Regions from separate parts of the Homo sapiens genome. Here region 2 is linked to region 1. Evidence: chromatin contacts called from ENCODE Hi-C or POLR2A ChIA-PET data. All regions are on one chromosome and are shown on one strand. The core of a region is the stretch at or near the end of the contact, and the rest is flanking DNA. Distances in the headings are between cores, read along the strand shown.

Region 1 (3,720 bases), core at 1,051-3,550:
CTCTCAACCTAAGCTATTTTTTCATAAAGTCATAAAAACCAGTTAAACGTAACCATTCATCAGTAAACAAAATCCTTAATTAAAAACATAATGATCAGAATAGAAATCTGATTAAGGAATTGTTAACTTGTTAGGCATGATAATGATATCTAGACTGTTTTTAAAAAATTCTTATCTTTTAGAGGTACATACTCAATTCTTAATGGATAAAAGCATAGATGTCTGTCAAAATAATCTAGTAGGGAAAGGGTATTGCTGTAAACCTTTGGTTACAGCAAATTGGTCCTGAGTTGATAATTATGAAAGAAGCTAGCTTATGGGTCCATAGGGATTCATTATATTCTCTCTACTTTTGTATAGATTTAAATTTTCCCATAAAAATATTTTAAAAAATAGTCCGGGCATGGTGGCTCACGCCTGTAATCCCAGCACTTTGGGAGGCCGAGGTGGGTGGAATCACGAGGTCAGGAGATCGAGACCATCCTGGCTATCACGGTGAAACCCCGTCTCTACTAAAAATACAAAAAAATTAGCCAGGCGTGGTGGCGGGCGCCTGTAGTCCCAGCTACTCAGGAGGCTGAGGTGAGAGAATCGCTTGAAACCAGAAGGTGGAGGTTGCAGTGAGCCAAGATTGTGCCACTGCACTTGAGCCTGGACGACAGAACAAGACTCTATCTCAAAATAAATAAATACAATAATATAAAATAATTATATTATTATAGTTTGGTTAAAACATTAGTTGACTATGGTCAGTTCATTGTTGGGGCAGAAGTGGGAGATGCGGGGGTATATGTGAATGAGGATAGCCTTGAGTTGATTGTTGGTTTAACTAAGTGTTTATTACTCTCCACTTTTATATATGTTTGAAATCCCCCATTTAAAAAATCAGTACAAGGCCAGGTGCGGTGGCTCATGCCTGTAATCCCAGCATTTTGGAAGGCCAAGGCAGGCAGATCATGAGGTCAGGAGATCGAGACCATTTTGCCTAACACGGTGAAACCCCGTCCCTACCAAAAATACAAAAAAAAAAAAAAAAATTAGCCGGATGTGGTGGCGGGCACCCCAGCTACTCGAGAGGCTGAGGCAGGAGAATGGCGTGAACCCAGGAGGTGGAGGTTGCAGTGAGCTGAGATCGTGCCACTGCACCCCAGCCTGGGGCGATAGAGCGAGACTCCGTCTCAAAAATAAATAAATAAATAAAATAAAATAAAAAATCAGTAGATTGTGAAAAAACATAGTAACTTGGATGGAGGGCATTGAATGCTACCTCTGTGTAGTTTCTTGGCTAGTGTTTTGGCCTGTAAGTTCGTAAAACTGGTAGAAAACCTAGGTTCTCAAGTTAGGACAACCCTCCTTCTGCAAGAAAAATGTAGAATGTCACTCTCAAGTCATACAAGAATACAAGTTCCCTGAGGGCAGAGACCTTATCTCTCTTATCCATGTTGGTATGTCCTGCTACTAGTAAGTATTTGTTTAGTTAACCAGTCATCATAAAGTACCGTAAGGATTTTACAAATGCTAGATGATTTCTGGGAATGTGGTCAAAATTTAAATACTTTCAGCATACTTCTGTTTCCACATGTTTCCAACATGTGGAAGTTCCTAATAACTTCAAGAATAATTTTTGTGACTTAAGTACAAGTCTTTATGGCATGGTTTTAGCCTATCTTTCTTTCCTGAAACAATTCCTATTTAACAGTGATGGTAAGTTTCGTAAGAACAGGGACAGTGTTTCTTTTGTTCATTGCTGTCTCCCAAGCCCAGCCCATATTGGGTCCTCACAAGTATTTGCTGAGTGAACTTTTAGTGCAACTTATAGAACCCTTTCTAATGTGTTTTTCTCTCTCTCCCACCAACCTTCTCAACCCTAGCCTCACAGCATGGAACCACAGGTTACTCTAAATGTGACTTTTAAAAATGAAATTCAAAGCTTTCTGGTTTCTGATCCAGAAAATACAACTTGGGCTGATATCGAAGCTATGGTGAGTGTTACTTTATTTTGTTTCTCCTTGGTTTAAGCATGGTTATTTTTTCCAAAGGTAGCTATTTTTAGCAGTGTTGTTTCATAGCTGTGAAGTCTGTCATAGTTACCATTTCTGGGCCTTTTGGAAAATTGCTTTTGATAGGGTTTCAGTATTCATATATGAGATGTGCCCCAATAAAGGGAACCAACACATAAATTTCCTTTTGAACATTTTAGAAAGGGAAGGTAAAATTGTTTTTAGTGAGATAGGATTTAGAAAACCTATTAATTTTAGAACCAGTATGAGGAGTGAATTGGTGTGGACTCCACCCAACCAGATCCCAAGGAAATGTTCTCTTGTGTGAGGATATGACTTGTGTTTTGCACAAGGATATAACTTGTGTTTTGCAAGAGCCTATCAATTGTTTTTATTGCTAGGTCAGAGGTTGAGTATCTCAGAGTTGAGCAGGAAAAACTTTCATACCTGCTTAGACAGCAGTTCACCTGTTCCGTTTTTTTGCTAAGGCTTTTCCTCCTCTTGGTTTGCCCTTTGTACTCTTCTGTTTTTGTTCAGTTTGCAGTGGTGAATGTTTTACTTCCTGTGTTGACTGTGTTTCTCTCTGAAACCCTTTGGTAAAAATCTACGTTTACCTGGTTATATCTGATGATAACTAAAAAGGGAAAGAAATGGTAGATCTTAAAAGATGATCTGAGGTAGTTGTCTGCCTTCCAGCAAATACCTGTTCATACTGTCCTATCAGTGACAGTGAGACCCGTCTCAAAAAAAAAAAAAAGATTGGATTCAGAAAGAAGTTAGATCTTGTTTGCCAAAAGATGTGAAAATCAGTTATCTTTCTTTTCCTAGTAGTTAAATGAGCTGACAGCTTGCCTTTTTTCTTCCTTGTAAATTTTAAATTGTATAAGTATAATACATGCCCATTTTAAGAAGAGAAACCATCTCAAGCAGTTAATAGCCCTCCATTCTCCCCCCCCTCATCTGTTACTCCCACCTTCTTTGGGTAACCAATGTTAACAGCCCTGTATGTACTTTAAATTTTCCATGTTCATGCAGATATCATACTAGGATCATACTATAAACATTATTTGGCCAGGCACAGTGGCACACGCCTAGAATCCCAGCACTTTGGGAGGCCAAGATGGGTGGACCACTTCAGCTCAGGAGTTTGAGACCAGACTGGGCAACATGGTAAAACCCCATCTCTACCAAAAAAATACAAAAATTAGCTGGGCCTGGTAGCAGGCACCTGTGGTTCCAGCTACTCCGGAGGTTGAGGTGGGCGAATTGCTTGAGTGCTGGAGGTTGAGGCTGCAGTGAGCCAAGATCAAGCCACTATAATCCAGCCTGAGCGACAGAGTGAGACCCATCTCAAAAAAAAAAAAAAAAAGATATTTTTCGTTTTTTTTTTTTCTTATCTTGAAACTTCAGGAGATATCCATCTATACACATAACTTATACACTGTTCTACAGGATAAACTCTGTCCTATACAAATGTGAGATTAATGGGTCACAAAGCATTTTATTTGAAATTTTAATAGATTCTGCCAAATGCTTTGCAGAACAATTGTAGCAGCACACAGAAATACATGACAGTGTCCTGAAGTTTTGACAACACTGGATGTTATGGCTTTAAAAAACATTTGCTGTTCCCTACCCCACACCCCACCCAAAACACACACACACACACACACACACACACACACACACACACACACACACAGTTTGGTATTCTGATGAG
Region 2 (3,867 bases), core at 933-3,432, 230 kb after region 1:
GGAGTTGCACCGAATCAGCCGGGCCTCGGACAACCAGGGCGTGCCAGTGCTGGTGCTGGCCAACAAGCAGGACCAGCCCGGGGCACTGAGCGCTGCTGAGGTGGAGAAGAGGCTGGCAGTCCGAGAGCTAGCAGCCGCCACTCTCACTCATGTGCAAGGCTGCAGCGCTGTGGACGGTCTGGGCCTGCAGCAGGGCCTTGAGCGCCTCTATGAGATGATCCTCAAGAGGAAGAAGGCAGCTCGGGGTGGCAAGAAGAGACGGTGACCCAAGCCCCCCCTCCCTTTCCTCCCACCTAGTAGGGGTCTGCACACTTGGACAGCAGGGTGGGACCAGCCTGTGACCTCTCAGTCAGACTGGGGTGCAGGACCTGTCCACCTCAATGAAGGAGAGAGGAGCATGGGGTGTCCCGTTTTGGTGCCACACTGGGGTGGGGATGGGAGATGGGATGTCTTTGCATATCTCTCTCATCCTCTCTGGAGAAGTGGGCGCTGCAGGACTGTGGAGACGTAAATGTAAACTGTGACTCTACCTCGACCCTGTTTCTTATTTTTCTTCTCTGGCTAAAAATTTTTAATTGGATGTGTTTGGGGGCGGGGGGATGGAAGTGACTTGGAGAATGTGTTTGGGATGAAATAACTATCTCCCCTTCCTCTGTCCCCCAACTGGGGAGTCTCCCCAGGCTGCTTTTCTAGGAATACCAGTCACATAGTTTTTATTTTTGTGTCTGTGAAAGTGCCAAGAACCCCTCCCCACATTTGTAGATCCATGACCCTTTTTATAAGCTGTGTGTGTCCTCTGTATTATTGTTATTAACTATTTTTTAGCATTTGCCTGTAAGTTATTAAAGACTGATAACTGTAGCTCTTACCTTGGTCTGGGGCATTTTCCTCTCCTTATCTTGCCCCAGAGACAATTCAAGATTTCTATATGGGGTTGTGGCGCAGGGGGAGGGAGATTTATCTTGAAGCTGAATTTGCAAAGCAAGCACTTATAAAAATTAGATTGTGTGTTACGGGATGGCTTGTGAAAATTATAGGGGGGAGTGGAAAACCCCTCAAGCTATTGCCTGATCTCTGTAGTTTTTTGGGTGGGGTCACTTCCTTTTTCTCTGATTTAACACCCCTCCCCTCATCCTCTGGGTCTTACTTGTCCCTTATATCAACTGCTCCTTGCAGATTTAACTTCAAATTTTGCTAGTCTGAGCTACTCCTAGGTTCTTGACCTTGGTGACACCTAAGTCTATATAGGTAAGTCCTCAAAGAGCCATTCTGTTCCCATCCTCCCCACTTCCCCAGTCTTAGGTTGGTTTGATTTTTTTCCTCCTTGTAAGATGTGGTGAGAGTGGAAAGTAATTCCTCCCTGGCCTTAAGTCACCTCTGTGTACTCAATCCTGCTGACTGGCTCACTGGCATGATGGCAGCGGCTGGTGCTAGGGAGGCCTGGGCTGGATTGAGCCAGCCTGGCCCTGGTGACTAAGCCATGAGTTTTCCAGCTCTGGGAATGGTAGCTCTTCTCACGAGAGGGGCAGAAGTAGTAGCTGTTTGTGCTTGGTGGCAGAGAGGACTGCTGGACATACACCCTCCAGACTCCAAGATAGAAGGGGGAAGACATAAGCCCCCAGTATTTGTGGTGATTGTAAGAATAAAATGCTAATATTACAAGGGCTTGAGTGCCCCTACTCACCAGCACCAGGGCCAGCTATGTCTGATAACAGAACCCTTAGATCCTCTTAATCTTCTGGGTGGGAGCAGTGAGTAAGAACTAAGCACAAGGCCGGGCACAGTGGCTCACGCCTGTAATCCCAGCACTTTGGGAGGCTGAGGCAGGAGGATGGCTTGGGCCCAGGAGTTCAAGACCAGCCTGGGCAACATAGGGAGACCATGTCTCTAAAAAAGAAAAAAAACAAGCACAATTCTTTCCAGTTGTCGAGCCCTCCAGCCACCCCCTGCCACCTTTTGTGCAAACACACAATCCCCAGAGCAGGTTCAGCGTTCACACCCTGCTTCTCCCCAATTCTGTCTCCTCTTCTCCGGAATCAGATGAAAGGACCTGGGGAGAAAGAGAAGGTGCCGGCAACCCCCACTTCTGGGGAAGGTTTCCTAAAGAACTTGCTTCTTCCTACCCAGCGCTGCCAGAAGCTCAGATTTGGTCCCCTCCCCATCCCTGTAGCTGGCAGGATTGGGGTGAGTGTGCATTGATCCGGAAGGGTGCCCAAGTGTGCGTCAGTGCTAGGGCCTGCTTGACAGAACTGCTGGGCTGGTTCTGCTGGGAACATGTGCTACCTGCCCCTCCCCCAGACACACCTGCGACTCCTCTCCCAGTCTTTTTGGGGCACAGTCCTATAGCCCAAGGACAGGTTGAGGCCCCAGTCCAGGCTGGAAAGGAACTGGCCAGAACTGACCCTCTGTCCTGCCAGGAGATCTTTCCTCCCCACCCCACCCAAATTCTGCTCTTTTGTCTTAAAATCTTCAATTATACATTTTCATTTCTTGTCACTTGGTGTACTTAGGTCTCCAGATTTGGGGGAAGAGGTGCAGAGGTGTTCCCCAATCCCTAGCAGAGGGGCCTCCAAGATGTCAGCTCCTGATTCTGGCTCTTCCAACCACACTCCTTCCCTACCTGCTTAAAACAGGTATCTTCTGCTTCCCCATGCCCAGCCCTGGGGGCGGTCAGGGATCATGGTCCACAGGAGGCCTTTGAATGTCCCAGGCTCTTCCCCAGTCCCTCTGGCCTGACTGTCCAGCTGGTGGCACTAAAGGAAGATGGGGGCTTGTGTCAGAGAGAGACGGAGAAGCCAACTGCTCTGCCAGAGTAGTGGGGAGAGGGGAACACTGGGGAATTCTGAGTAGAAAGCCACAAATTGTGGCCGGGTCAGAGTCAGGAGCTTTGGAATAATCCTCCTGCCTTGGCTCATCAAAGGGACTGGAGAGCTGGAAGGGAAGGGATCACTTCCTATCTGCAGGATGAGAGAGGGAGAGAGAACCTCTCACTCTCCAGTCCTGCCCAGAGATTCTGCATTTTGAACTCAGGGCAAGGGCAAGGAATGAGGGTGTGATCAGGATGGAGAGTGAGGTTATATTTGCCCTGTACTGGCTTCTCTATTAAGTAGGATTTCTTCGAGACCCTGGCATGGGTGCTGAGGAGCTCTTCCTTGGGGGCCAAGAGTGGTGTGGCTGAGGCTAGTTGCCTGTAAAGTTGAGGGAAACCTGCTGTAGACCCAGAGTTCCAGAGTAGAGGCCGTTTTTTTTTTTTTTTTTTCCTCCTCTGTTACCCAGGCTGGAGTGCAGCGGTGCGATCTTGGCTTGCTGCAACCTCCACCTCCCCGGTTCAAGTAATTCCCATGTCTCAGCCTCCCAAGTAGCTGGGATTACAGTCACGCACCACCATGCCTGGGTAATTTCTGTATCTTTAGTAGAGATGGGGTTTCGCCACGTTGATCAGCCTGGTCCTGAACTCCTGACTTCAAGTGATTTGCCTGCCTCAGCCTCCCAAAGTGCTGGGATTACAGGCGTGAGCCACCATGCCCAACCCCAGAGTTGAGGCTTTCTTCTGAGCTGTCCTTCCCCACCCAGCCACCCCTTCTTGCACAGGTTGGAACATAAAATCCAGATGGAAGCCTTCCTTTCCTGGAGCTCCTCATCATGAGGGCAAAGATGGCAGTGGTCCCCCACTTTCCCATGCCCTTTCCAGTCCTCTCCATGCTGCAAGGGCTCAAGGAAGACAGAGGAAGGAAAGAAGTCCCTAAGGCCCAGAGTGGGCAGTGACTTGCCCGCGGATACACGGCCACTTAGCAGTGCACCCAGCTCCTTCCTCCCAGGCCAGGTCTTTGTACTCCCAGGGCAGAGGATAGGAGGTAGGAGACAGGG

The links. A loop is a pair of places that touch in the nucleus more often than their neighbours do. ChIA-PET counts read pairs that join two places held with the same protein, here RNA polymerase II (POLR2A). Pooled maps may share reads with other maps.
Region 2: POLR2A ChIA-PET joins it to region 1 with 12 read pairs in activated naive CD4-positive, alpha-beta T cell. The contact joins two enhancer-like sites. A Hi-C loop is called at or near these places in 4 of 50 pooled maps. POLR2A ChIA-PET finds 5 or more read pairs at or near these places in 4 of 52 experiments (H1, T-cell, activated T-cell and 1 more).

The regions. Positions count from the first base shown.
Region 1 is chr17:43,173,920-43,177,639 of GRCh38, forward strand. It overlaps NBR1 (NBR1 autophagy cargo receptor), which reads left to right. Exons shown (of 21, transcript NM_005899.5): 2 at 1,872-1,982. The coding sequence starts at 1,881. Among named protein-coding and RNA genes, the nearest start is that of NBR1, 4.6 kb to the left of the region's middle. Within about 2 kb of position 2,301, at least 2 of the 41 ENCODE cell types and tissues checked have a DNase peak (open chromatin) inside an H3K27ac peak, as active enhancers do.
Region 2 is chr17:43,400,074-43,403,940 of GRCh38, forward strand. It overlaps ARL4D (ARF like GTPase 4D), which reads left to right. Exons shown (of 2, transcript NM_001661.4): 2 at 1-1,064. The coding sequence ends at 265. Among named protein-coding and RNA genes, the nearest start is that of ARL4D, 3.0 kb to the left of the region's middle. Within about 2 kb of position 2,183, at least 4 of the 41 ENCODE cell types and tissues checked have a DNase peak (open chromatin) inside an H3K27ac peak, as active enhancers do.